Regions from separate parts of the Homo sapiens genome. Here region 2 is linked to region 1. The links are chromatin contacts, found by Hi-C in ENCODE. All regions are on one chromosome and are shown on one strand. Each heading gives the region's core, a stretch centred on a gene start or an enhancer-like site at or near the end of the contact. The rest is flanking DNA. Distances are from core to core; before and after follow the strand shown.

Evidence for each region. Hi-C counts contacts between places; a loop is a spot of excess contacts on that map. Pooled maps may share reads with other maps.
Region 2: a loop to region 1 is called in a map of posterior cingulate gyrus, with 6 times the contacts of the local background. The contact joins two enhancer-like sites. A Hi-C loop is called at or near these places in 10 of 168 maps with a recorded cell type or tissue (Right ventricle myocardium inferior, ascending aorta, heart left ventricle and 7 more) and 11 of 50 pooled maps.

The regions. Positions count from the first base shown.
Region 1 is chr10:17,922,397-17,929,348 of GRCh38, forward strand. No RefSeq gene overlaps it. Among named protein-coding and RNA genes, the nearest start is that of SLC39A12, 26 kb to the right of the region's middle. Within about 2 kb of position 1,540, at least 4 of the 41 ENCODE cell types and tissues checked have a DNase peak (open chromatin) inside an H3K27ac peak, as active enhancers do.
Region 2 is chr10:18,154,419-18,161,557 of GRCh38, forward strand. All of the region lies in intron 2 of CACNB2 (calcium voltage-gated channel auxiliary subunit beta 2), which reads left to right. Among named protein-coding and RNA genes, the nearest start is that of CACNB2, 18 kb to the left of the region's middle. Within about 2 kb of position 4,678, at least 2 of the 41 ENCODE cell types and tissues checked have a DNase peak (open chromatin) inside an H3K27ac peak, as active enhancers do.

The DNA.
Region 1 (6,952 bases), core at 290-2,789:
GAGACAGGAATAATACATGATGATCACAGAATAAAAAGATTGCAGGCAGCAGTTTCACGTGACTAGAGGCTAGGGGCTAAGATCCTGAAAAACCAGTGTGTGAACCAAGCTGACTAAGACAGACTGCACTCAGCATGGCACTGGATTTGACCTAGGTTTCACCTAGGACCTCATTATATGTTCATTAACATACAAATGACATACCCACTAGTACTATGACAGTTCTGAGAATACCCATATTTGATGTAAAAATGGCTGGCACCATAGTTCAGAGAAATCACTTGCTTCCAGGAATTCTCATGAATAGTCCACCCTTTGGTTAAAAAAACCCATAGAAGTAGCAACCCTAAACCCCATTGCGTGACTTTCTTGAGTACACGGATGGAAGTACAGCACTTCCTTTCTGGAGTGTGTACTTTATACTTTGCAGTTAATCTCCATACTTGCACTATTTTCTGAATCCTTGAATTTCTTCTCACGATGGTGTCAAGAGCCTGGACATTGGCTGGAGTTGAGGTCCCACTGGCAACCGGGAACCTCGCCTAGCCCAACAGTATCAGTTTGACCCATGGAGATATCCATCATAAAGTGCCAGTCTCCTTGGGCCAAGGTTTGCTCACCTTCTAAAAGGAAGTTAATGGAAACTTTCTGATACTCCTGACCATCAAAACTAGATAATTCAGCTTTATTCTCTCAAAGTTAGAGGGCAGAAGAAAACACATCCAGTTCTTGGAGGAAAATTGCAATAAATATTTTGAAGAGAGTTCCATCTCTTATTCTCCCTCAATTTTCTGAAAGTCAGAGTAACACTTGGCTATAAAAGTGATAGGGAAACTAAGTGCCTATCATATACCAGGCACAGTGGCATGCAATCAAGTGGGATTTCATGTATTTCCCAAGTGTGTTTTGCTGGCTGCCATGTAAGACCCTAGTGTTAATTCCAAAACTCAGAGGTCCTGGCTCTTGAATGGGTGGGGACAGGAGGTGGATTTAAAGTTTCCAGCAGAGAAGAAGTGTGGGACTGATCGTCTGCTGGAACCAGTTCTCTGAATATGATGGTTTATCTGGCAAGGTTTGATTCCCTCAAGGAAGTTCCAGGCTAAAAGAGGAGCTAAGCTTCTACAGTCTCTGAGCTTTTTGTGTTACTGATCTTGAGTCTTATTAAAAAAAAAAAAAAAAAAAAAAAAACCCTGACTTTATCTGGCCGTGCCAGGCTCCCTTCTGGGCCCTTGCTGCCGTGTGTCAGTACGCTGTAACTAGAGATGGATTATGTAAGAAATGTTTTTGTCAGAAGAGGCTGTTGCAGTATTTTATGTGCCCTGGTGCACAGCACCTCTGCTGTGAGTCCCCTCCCCGTGTGAGTTGCAGCCTCGCTGGATACACCTGCTACTGGTCTCAAGCACCTGTGATTTATTGGTCATGAAGCAGGTACTGGGACTCCTGCTTTTATTATCTGCACGGCCATCCCTCAGCCAGTATAGATGCCCAGGCTAGACTTGCAGAGCATGAAGAAGGAAGCAGAACCAGTTTGGGACCTTCGCCTGAGCAGCTGACTCAACTCCACTGCCAAGCAGCCAGGAATCTGGCACAGTTTCTGAGATGTCTCAGCCAACTGGTATTTCTGAAGCCATAGTTTTCCTCTGAGCTCCCCCTCAACATGGGTATAGTCATTGTGCTTGTTTTGCTTCTTCCTTGTTCTTGTTTAAAAGCCAGTTTTCTTCCTTGAAAGGCAGTGAAATCTCTGGGTTTTCCATGTGGGTAGAGAGGAGCAGGCGGAACAAGCTTAGGGAGGCCAGGCGGTAACAGGTAACCATTTCTTGAAGTTGATCCTCAGAGCATCCAAGCCAGTGGGTTCATTTGGATGATCTTCAGCCAGGCATAGTCCCTGGTGCCAAGCCTCAGGATATCAAAGAACTACTTACAAAATATGTGTTCCTTCATAAGGAAAAGAATGGTTTAGCTCAGAGGGCGTGCCTGCCAATAAATCTCACATAGGTTAAGACACAAACTGAAAAAATGCTCAAGGACCATGAGCCACAGTCACTGGAGAAGCCACAGTCATTCATTCTCCAGCAGTTCCCCTTAACCACCTACCAAAGTCCTTAGATAGCTGCCGTCAACCCGTAGGAACTCACAAAAAGACTATCAAAGTGAAAATGTGTTTCAAGGACTATAGTGGGTGTAACACCTGGGTAGCCAACAACATCTATAATTCATGTGTTTTTCAGCTCTAATTTTGTCTCTTTGACTAATGGAACTTCCATTTCAACTGCATCTAATATTGAAGTATCAAGTTGGAATATTCCGTAAAGAACCAAAACAGAAGACTGATAGTGGCATAACATAAGCTATGAGTTCAAAAGCTATTGCTGGGCCCTAGCTGAGAGCAAGTGGTCAAATACTGTACTCTATTCTTAACAAACCAATTATAACATCATGACTCCTCAAACATTTGATAGATTAGCAAAGACTATCACCCTAGAGGTCCTGGCAGGCTGTTCTGCAGTTAGCACAGAAAGCAGCACTGAATGCATCTGCTCGAGCTTTGGGACCAAAACTATAACCACAGGGATGATCAATGCCATCGCCCGTATAGACTCATACCTAAGACATCAGTGATCACCACCAAGACATGAAGAGTTGAGTCAACAGCATATGTGCCACCTGCTCTGATCAAAGAGCTGAAGGTCACGTTCAGTATCACATAGACACTGCCAAACTTAAAACTTTCAATAAGAAACTTGAGATGTTACTCAGGTTGTTGATGACAGAAAAGTCTGAGGTGGGAGGCCCACTCAGTGCTGTCGTGGCAGAGCTTAGAGATGTTGAAGGTGCCAGGAGCAAACCCAAGGCAGTGCAGATTCCATCAGGCAGTGCCGGCTCCTTGTTACAAAAGCTTCTGAATGGTGCTTGGTAAACACGTTTGCCTTTGGCGACCCTCTTAATTCCCTTGCCATAGTCATCTTTAAAAGCTACAAGTAGGACTATAACCATCAGAGCACTTAATTAGTGACTATATGTAGACAGATTATGAAGGAGTCATTGGAAGGACATTTAGCCAAACAGCTACTTCTGTATTAAGGGTGCCTGAAAGATTTGGGGGCATTTCTCCTTTTTTGGTCTGTAAGTCTAAACCAAATATTGTCTTATGAATTATTTGCAATTTAAGAAAAATGACAGATATTTAATAGACATGAAATTATTTCATTATTACTGAATATTTCCTTCTCTTTTCAAAATTAAAATTATGAAGTTGACCAGAAACAGGAAATAATGCCATCAGTGTAGGTGGTAGGTGATCCTAACCTCAATGTGGACTTGGTCTTTTGGGTCATTTTTCAACCTGATGAAATCTAAAAAGGAAATTCTTGGGCAGTTTGACGTTTTTCTTTCTTTTGATATAATGTGATGTTTATAATCCATTCTAGTTAGAACTCCTGTGAAATGCATGATGAGTAATAGGTTTTGTTTCTGAAAATAGTCATTTAATTAAAAATAAGATCCTAAAAAATGTGCAAATGAATAAATGTAATTTTCATGCTGATGAACCTCATATTTACATCTTTAGCTTTAGATTCTACTTGGAACATCTAACTTGCCTACTTGACTGTTCTCCTTAAACGCGTCATGGGCATCTGAAATTTAACCAGATAGAACACAATATTTTCCCCATGTGGTTACTACTCTGATGGTTTCCACTTAGTGAATGGCAACATTGAATGGCAACTCAGCCACTCAATCTAGAAAACTTGGAGCCCTTCTTGCTTCCTCTTTCCCTCACCCTCCATATATATCACAAAGTGTGTTCAATTCTACTTTTCACTTCTACTTGCCCATGTTTGTCTCTGCCTGGCCACTCCCTAGTGCAGCCGCCATTATTTCTTGCCTGAAATACAACAAACTTCTATTTCCCTACTTTCACTTCCATTACCCTCCAGTCATTCCCCACAATGCACCAAGTGGTCTTCCTAAAATGTGAGTCACACTATATCCCTCTTCAATTTAATACCTTTCAATATCTTCCAACTTCATTTAGAAGAGCCCCCAACCTTCTTACCACATTCTAGAGGACCTGTCTCACCTGCTCCTGGCCTGCCACATGCCTACTTTCTATGCTTTGGCCACACTGGTCCTCCCTCAGCATCTCAAACCAGTTGAGCTCTTACCCCAGGGCCTTTGCCCATGCTGTTTTCACTCTTGGAAACCCTTTTCATCTCTCAGGTCATTTTTCCTAAGGCGGCCTCCTACCCTGTTGTTCAACTCAGCTGCCTGATTATTTTCATCATAACACTGGTCAGAATTCTTTAATTCATTTTTTTTTCTGCTCTGTTCCTTTCCCCTGCAATATAATGTAAATTCCATGAAGGCAAGAGCCAGGTCTAGTTAGGTTAATTAGTGAAACGTCTGGAGCCTTTGACAGTGCCCAGTGCATGATGGTGCTTGATAGTATTTGTCGACTCCACTGAGTCAATGAAAGAATTGGAATAAAAAAGAGGGCTTTAGACAGAATCTAGGAGAGCATTAACATAACCGTTTGAGAGGCAGGAAAAAAACCTTCAAGGAAACCTGGGAGAAGCAGCCAGGGAGGATTCTACAAGAGTTTCCAAAGGCCAAGGAAAGAGTGTCTGCCAAAGGCTGCCCTGTATCAGGTAAGACAGGAGTTGAAAGCTGTCTACTAGATGTAACATTAGAAAAGTCATCGTGACCTTGCCAAAAGCAGTTTCAAGAAGTTTGAAGGAGGCAGACCAAGCAAAAGCAGCTAAAGGGAATGGTTTCAGTATTACCTGAGTACAGAAAAGAAGCTAGGGGAGGGGCAAAGTGTAAGGACCCACAGGTGAGAGGCTGTAATCATTAGAATGTGGCCTCCCTGGGATGGGGGGAGGAGAGCCCAGGGCCCAAATGGAAGAAAGAAGAGACTTCCTTTAGGGTCCCATTCCATGAAACTACTGCCCTGCCCCAATATAATTAAGGCAAATCTCTGGAGGTAAAGTCTGGAGATGGTATTTTTATAAAACATCAGGCTCATCCAATGGCAGCCCATGATTGAAACACTGGTTTAAGTAACCATCTTCCTGGTGGTTGCAGTGTTTTTTTTTTTATTATTGAAACAACTCTTGGGAAGAGAGATTTGGCCTTGTGAGAGAGACAAACTCTGACTTAGGGAAGTGGGCAGATTCACCAGCAGGAAGTGGGAAAGAAGCTGGTAGCTACCTTTACCTCCACCCAGCCAAGCTGCCTGGAGTCCATATACACATTCATTTTGTTGTAATTGTGATAAAATACATATAAAACTTACCATCTCAACCAATTTCACGCACACAGTTCAGTAGTAAGTACATTCACATTTTTGCACAACAGTCACCATGGTCCATCTCCAGAACTCCTGATCTTGCAAACCTGAAACTTCGCACCCATTAAACAACTCGCAATTTCTTCTCCACCCAAGCCCTGGCCACCAACACTGACATGCTACTTTCTGTCTCTATGACTTTGACTACTCTAGGAACCTCATATAAGTGGAATTATATAGTATTTGTCCTCTCATAACTGGCTAGTTTCATTTAGCATAATATCTTCAAGGTCTATCCATGTTCTAGCATATCAGAATTTCCTTCCTTTTTTTTTTTTTTTTTTTGAGACAGAGTTTTGTTCTTATTGCCCAGGCTGGAGTGCAATGGCATGATCTCGATCTCGGCTCACCACAACCTCTGCCTCCTGGATTCAAGCAACTCTCCTGCCTCAGCCTCTGAGTATCTGGGATTATAGGCATGTGCCACCACGCCTGGCTAATTTTTGTATTTTTAGTAGAGACAGGGTTTCTCCATGTTGGTCAGGCTGGTGTCGAACTCCCGACCTTGGGTGATCTGCCTGGGATTACAGGTGTGAGCCACTGCGCCCAGCCTCCTTCCTTTTTAAGACTGAAAACTATTCTATTGTATGAGTAGACAAGTTTCTTTATTTAGTCATCCATTGATGGATATTGGGTTACTTCCACTGTTTGGCTATTGTGAACAATGCTGCTATGAACAGGGTATACAGATAACTCTTTGAGACCCAGCTTTACATTATTTTGGGTATATAGCCCAAAATGGAATTGTTAGACCATGTGGTAAATTTATTTTTAATTTTTGGAGGAAGCGTTCCATTCTGTTTTCCGTAGCAGCCACACAAATTTACATTCTCACCAAGAGTGCATAAGGGTTTCCAGTTTCTCTACAGTCATTGCCAACACTTGTTATTTTCCAGTTTCTTTTAAAACATTGGTAATAATCATTCTAATGGGTGTATGGTGGTTGCATCCATTCTTTTTTGGTTTAGTTTTTTTCTAAACTCTTTGAGTCAGGCTGTCATCGGCGTTATTGGATTTTTCAATGGCAATCCACTCTCTGGTGGACCAGGAGAATGGCCATTGGACTTCAGCAACGTCCTGGCTCTTTTTTTTTTTTTCCTTTTTGAGTTGAAGTTTCTGATGTTTTGAAAATAAAGAGGCTGGGCGTGGTGGCTCATGTCTGTAATCCCAGGACTTCGGGAGACCGAGGCGGGTGGCTCACGAGGTCAAGAGATCAAGACCATCCTGGCCAACATGGTGAAACCCTGTCTCTACTAAAAATAGAAAAATTAGCTAGGCGTGGTGGTGCATGCCTGTAGTCCCAACTACTCGGGAGGCTCAGGCAGGAGAATTGCTTGAACTCAGGAGGCAGAGGTTGCAGTGAGCCGAGATCACGCCACTGCACTCCAGCCTGGCGACAGAGTGAGACTCTGTCTCAAAAAAAAAAAAAAAGAAAAAAACCCGAAAAATTTATAAGTAATTGCCAATTACCTCCTGCCGCCAGATTCTCCCTCTCTGGGGAAGACATCTACACACAGACTTCTCTAAAGTTGTCTCTCACTCTAAAGCCTACAGAGATGTGAAGGAAACCAAAATGTTTTACCCCCAAATACACCACTTTGA
Region 2 (7,139 bases), core at 3,428-5,927, 240 kb after region 1:
CCTCTGGGAGTGGGGCTCTAATTCATTAGGACTGTTATCTTTTTTTTTTGTTTTTGTTTTTTGTTTTGAGGTGGAGTCTCACTCTGTCGCCCAGGCTGGAGTGCGGTGGCCTGATCTTGGCTCACTGCAACCTCCATCTCCTGGGTTTAAGTAGTTCTCTTGCCTCAGCCTCCCCAGTAGCTGGGATTACAGGTGTGCACCACCATGTCTGGCTAATATTCGTATTTTTAGTAGAGACAGGGTTTCGCCATGTTGGCCAGGCTGGTCTCAAACTCCTGACCTCAAGTGATCCACCCGCCTCGGCCTCCCAAAGTGCTGGGATTACAGACATGAGCCACCGCACTGGGCTGTTATCCTTTTAAGAAGACAAAAAGAGAATGAGGTTGCATGCACACAGAGAAAAGGTCATGTGAGGACACAGTGAGGAGGCAGCAGTCCGCAAGCTAAGGCGAGAGAGGCCTCACCAAAAAGCAACCCTGCTGACACCTTGACCTTGGGCTTTTAGTTTCCAAAACTGCGAGAAAATTAATTATTGTTGAAACCACCCTGTAGTAATCTGTTATGGCAGCTCAAGCAGACCAATAGAGATTAATATATAATTAGGCTTGAAAATGGGCCTTTTAAAATCAACCTTCTTATTGATCATGTAACATATATGCCAAAAAGTGCACAAATCATGTGTTCAGCCTGGTGAGTTGTCATAAGGTCAACCCCTGTGGAGCCACCACCCAGGTAAAGAAATAAGCATTCAGCCTCACCTGTCCCCTTTTGGACCTTTCTCAATCATATTCCCTCTTTCCTCACTAAAGATAATCACCATCCTTACTTCCAATACCATACATTTGTTTTACCTGTTTTTGCAGTTTTATGTAAATGGAATCATTTTGTATCTGAATTCTTTCACTGAACATTATGGCTGTTATATTTATCTATGTTGGACATTTTAGTAATTTGTGGATTGTCTTTGGTTGATTTTGGTTTGTTGGTGTGATTTTACAGCATTCCACTGTGTGGAAAGACCACATTTGATTTATGTGCTCTACTGTTGGTAGACATTGGGCCATTTCCAGTTGAGGGAACTGAGATTGATGTTCCTATGCACATTCTTATGTGCTCCTTTCATACACATATGTATGCATTTTTGTTCAGTGAATAGAGTGGAATGCTAGGTAATATGGCATGCCTGTGTTCAGCTAAAGTAAACATCATGAAACAGTTTTCCAAGATGGTTGTACCAGTTTGCACTCCCACAAGCAGTGGGTGATGGTTTCAGTTGTCTTACATCTTTGCTAACACTTAGTAGTGTCAATCTTTTTCATTACAGTCAGTTTTATGACAGTGCAGTGGTAGCTCAATGTGGTATTAATACCCATTTTTCTGATATCTAACCCACAATTTAACTGTGGCTAGGCCTAGGGAACATCTAGAGAACAGAGAGAGAGAATGAGAGAGAGAGGGAGAGAGAGAGAGAGAACATATTATATATATATATATATATATATGTCAATATGCCATATACATACCATATATATCACATTATATACATGAAAGGTTTTATCAGAGCATTTTATTACTCTTTGTAGTCAATTTCTCATTAGTCATAATTAATTCTGTAGCAATTTAATTAAAATTATAAATATTAGAATATGGTGAAACATATTTGAATATATTGTAACATCAGCAGAAAAAGGCTACAAAGTAAAAGGGTAAAAAGCATTTACCAGTGGTTTTATCTTTCCAGACTTTTAGTTGTATAGTTTAGTTAGGTAACGAACCTTATCTTTAAGAAGAATCACTGGTCTTAAGGAAAGTTTTCTTCTTGATATGTTTCTGTGTTAGGCTCTAAAGCAGAACAGCAGCTACCTTGAAAGAATTTTTGCAGTTATATATAGATGAAGGTTCCATTTTGTTAATAAACCAGTTCACCATTAGTTAGTCAATTAACTAGTCTTCTGGCCCTTGACATTATCAACTTATTTGAAGTCAGTGATATGTTACAAGAGGATTGGGGAAATGACATGCCCCATGAAGTTAGTTAATTTTCCCCCGGAAACTGGATTCATGTTAGCCTTTGGGGTAAGGGCTGAGTCTTGATCCAGTAGTACAGGAAGGGGTCTGTCCATAGGGGTCATTGGCTGTGCGTGGCAGATGTTAGTGGGATTTCCCATGAACTGTGAAATATGAGGTTGCTGTTGGTTCTATTCCATATAAACTTGTTGTAAAGTGATAAACTAGCTCATCTTATACAGTACATCAAATATTTCAAAGACAGAATCTGTTCTTCCTTGCAGTTTCCTAAAACATTAATTGGAACAAAAGTTAACTGTGGGCTGGGCGTGGTGGCTCACACCTGTAATCTCAGCACTTTGGGAGGCTGAAGCAGGAGGGTCACCTGAGGTCAGGAGATCGAGACCAGCCTGACCAACATGGAGAAACCCTGTCTCTACTAAAAGTAGAAAAAAAAAAAAAAATTGGCTGGGTGTGGTGGCGCATGCCTGTAATCCCAGCTACTTGGGAGGCTGGGGCAGGCAGGAGAATTGCTTGAACCCAGGAGGCAGAGACTGCGGTGAGCCGAGATTGCGCCATTGCACTCAGATTGCGCCATTGCACTCCTGCCTGGGCAACAAGAACGAAACTTTGTCTCAAAAAAAAAAAAAAAAGTGAACTGTGGTTTATCTGATTGCTTTTTAAATGTCATTCTTTTAGGTTGCAGACAAAAATGTTACCTAGGTGCAATACATGATCACTTATATACTGAACGTATAATTTCTATATTTATCTTTTATGTAAATTATGATGTTATAAGATTTATTTAAACAGTTTTCTTCAAGAAGCTGGTTAGTGGCGAACGCCTGGACTTGGAAGCCAGGCTACATGAGTCTGAATTCTGGCTTTGCTATTTATTAGTTGGCCTTTGGACAAGTAACTGAATCTTTCTGTACAGCAGCTTTTTCCTCTGGAAAAAAAATGCTTACCTCAAAATTAGGTGTAAGGATTACATGAGTTATCACTTGTAATTTGTTTAGAACCATACGTAATATGCATTATTTAAGGGTTTATTACTATTATTTGTAAATATTACTGCCTATTTGTAACATTAGTTAAAACCCGAATAAGAAATAGACTATGGAGAGGGAAATAATAGTGTTCATTAAATGCTTACTTTAAGTTCTGTCTCCCCGTTTCACAGATGAGAAATGGAGGCTCAGAGGTGAAGTGACTTTTCCACAGTCACGTCAAATGTAAGGTTGGAGTCAAAATCTGAGTCTAAGTGATTGACTCCAGATTCTTGTCCTTATTGGTTATGCTATACTTCCTTGTAGCTAAAGGAAATGAATAAATTATAATAACAATTTCATTCTTTCATCTAAGGAAGACATGCAGAAAAATTCCTACGACAAATACATAGAAAGATAAAAGTTAGTCTTCTACTTTTAACTTCCTTCTGTACCGGAAAGTGAGAATGTCTTCAGCGTTGTAAATTTTCACTAGGCATCATGATTTTTTTTTAGATCGGCATAATTCCCTTCTCTCATGAAAAGTTCCTCAGATTCCTAGTTTGTGATACTGTTTGGCATCCTCCAGCACTCTTGCTGGTCATGAAAAGTGGAACTGGAATTGGAGGAGCATTTATTTTTTTCCTTTCTCCCACAAAAGTCATAGGAACATAAACTTTTTGGAATTCTGAAAGTCCTTTTTGAAAAGAAAAATAAACAGAAATGAAATCAAGTATGAATCACCTGTTTTGAGGTTTGGCGGAGGCTGATGTGGGCCCATGAATCACTCCTGTTGTGAATCTGGGTAAAGTTAGGCATATTTATGGCACCTAGTTTTACAGTAACCTCATTTAGAAATTGCTTTCCAGTTCATAAGGGCTTTTGCTTTGTAAATTGTCATAATTTTAATTTATTACGGAGAACAAAGTGTTAAACATAACCTCTAGGCACTGTTATTAGAATGAATGAATATTATTTTCAAATTGTTTATGTGCTATAAGAGATTCAATACATAAAGCTATAGTTATCTTGGACTTGTTATTAAGATTATTGCAGCTATTGAGGTTGTCTTCAATTCCCGTAGAAACTCTTTGGCTATGGGTTGAGAACAGATACATGAATGAAAAAATTTCATTTATCATTGTAATAAACCTGGAAAAGCTATAATTCTTAATCTTTTGTATTTAGTACTTTGCACAAATTTATAGCCTATTAAGTGAATTAGTTTTTCATATCACTTCTTTTCTCCTAACTTCATCAAAAGAAAGGAAAAAAAAATCTCTAAGTTTAGTTGTCTTAGAAGTTTATTTTAGAGCCAAAATCTAAACAGATAAATTAACTTACTGGAAGAAAAATAGGTGGGGAAGAGTAACAAGTCCTGCTTGGCATGGATGGGTAGAACATTTGTGCTGTTCTTTTCAAGAGATTGTGCAAGAATTGCTAAGTGTATAAATTCTTTGATGCTGCCAAGGTCAGGGAAAAATATGTACATCTGCAAATAAGTACTGGTTATCAAAGTTAAAGCAGCTTTGATGAGGGGGGAGGTAGAGGAGGCAGTGTTAGTAACTGCCACTGCTTATTTAGTGTAGTTCTGTTCTCTCTCATTCTCTCTCTTCCTCCCTCCCTCCCTGTTTTGTCTTCTTTTTCTTTTTTGAAAATGTCTTCATTTTCTTAAAGACATGTGTTCTCCTTGGCTACATTTATGTACCTGGCAGCATTCCAAAGTTGAACACCAAATGCTAAGAGGATGACTGCCAGCTTTGCTTTATTTTTATGATTCCACAGCATGGCCATTTTCATTGAAAGTACATTGTCATCTGAGCTTTCTACTCTATGCTCCTGCCGCGTATAGCCCGGACTCGCGAACTGTTTACACTGATTTTTTTCCATAGGTTGCTGCGTTGCACACTTGTGTCCTTTGTGCAGAAAGTTGAGCTTTAGGAATCCACAACTGTTTTTGGGATTTTCAAGCGCCATTGTTCTTTGGGGTTAACGGGGAAGAACTTTGCAACTGATCAGGGATTTTGCTCACCAACATATGCTGTGGTTGTAACGAAATTATCCTGTAGCTTCTAACAGCTTCTAGAATACAAATCAGGATGACAAAATGGAATGAACCAAATATTTAACAGAAGGTTGCATGACACTTTCAGAACATGGTATTCTAAACAAATTCCGTCGTCTCTCAGTACCTTGTTCTTGGTGCTGCATTTTTGGATCTTTTATATTAGTTCAAATTGGCTTTAAATGCAAATGATTAATCACAGAGGCACACAGTCTATTTTTTAGTTTTGTTTTGCAAAGACAGATTAAACTGCGATAATGATTACAGACTCCAGGCCTGCGTAGACTGATATGTTTAAGGTTGGATAAATCTTTCAGCCCTTAAATACTGGCCTGTTGCCTTGTTATGCTGTATGCGTCACAAACACACTATAAATAATAATTCAGTAGATTTATTGCCACTGTGATTTCCTGTAAATTTCTTTTTATCTTATTATGGAGTCACTTAGATTTTGTGAATGGCAGAGTCTGTTTGGTGTCCTAAGAACTCATCTTAAAGATATCAGTATAAAAATATTGACCTTTTTAAATAAAGAAGTCCCTTGTTTTTTCTGTAGGATAAGCCTGTATACTATTAAAACATTTTACTTTTTTCTTTTTAGGAGATATAGGTACTTTAGAAAGTATTAAAACAAAATTTAGATTTTGCACTTCAACATATAATTAATTTTAACATGTCTCGTTGAACATAATTTTGGGGAGAACAAGGGTTTGATTATAGAAAAAATCTTCCTCATTCATATATTATTTTTAGGTATTTGGAACACTTTATAAACTAGGCTTGATTAAGTGCTCCAGTTATTAAAATAATTTTGTGGATTGAGATTTTTTTATGTTTGCGTATATACTTTTCTATGAAGATACATCATTTTAAAACCAAGAATTCTTTCTGTAGTTACTTTTATTTTCTTCAACTCTCAGATATGCTTTGAATTACACTTTCCACCGATACCTCATTTTCTTCCATTTTTATTCATCTTCTGTTTGGTTAAACCATATAAAGTCTTAGAAGTCACGCAAACTGAATTAACCTTACTAGATTGGTTGAAAGTTTATCTTGATTATCTAATATAAAGTAACTAGCATAACTAGGAAAATAGAATTTCCTTAAATTCTGAATTTATAAAAAGCATGTGTTTCAGATGAATCATAAACTTTTAGGAGTACTACTGAAGATTACTTACTTAGCTTAAAGTTAGTTATTCTTGTGTCTCAGGTCTTCCCAGGCATGGCATCTAAGGTGGTGGTCTGGTATGATCAAAGAATACTTCCCTCTTCCCTATTCTGTCACTTATAGATGTAAATATAGTCAGTTCCTTTCTCTCTTGTTTTGTTTCTGGAATCTTCACATTTGATGATTATCACATGCTGGAGAAGTCATTTTTGAGGGTTCAGTATTGAGACATAATCTCAAAAATATTTGCTATGGCTTAGTTCATTAAGTAAGTTTTCCAATTTTTGTCTCATCTTTAGTCCGCAATTGTGACCAAGCATGTGTGTCTGTTACAAAGACCTGAGTTGGTGAAAAAGGAATGGTGTCTCCCCCTACCCGCCTCAGAGCTGATCATGCTCCCATTCACCATGTATTTATTGCAGTTGGAGGATAAAGAAGAGGGGAAAACAGGAAGATAATCCAAGAAGGATGGAAGAAGCTCTGTAGAGTCTTCCATTAATTCATATTTAGGAAAATGTAGTAAAAGTTCTTCAGGAAGTCCCTGTCCCCTGCCATTGCCTTGGCCATCTGTGTTATCCTTCCAAAACTGTCATCAGGTTCTAGAAAATTATTTTGGCTTCAAGCCTGACATCTCCATTAATATTTTCTTATATCCTTAGTATCTGTAGAAAAGTGCCAGCCTCCATTTCTTCTTTTGCATAGAGTATGGGGATCGTGTGATTGTTTAGACTTCTGTCAAGGTTACTTTGCCCTGACCATACTTTCTCCTCTTCCTGTCTCAGAGTCTGAACACTATGACCCTACCAGCTTTTCCTTCTTGGAAAGCACATCTCTGAGCCAGGGGTCTTCTTTCTCTTGTAGGTGTAACCTTAAAGTTTAGTCCTATTCATGACCCCCATTCTCAT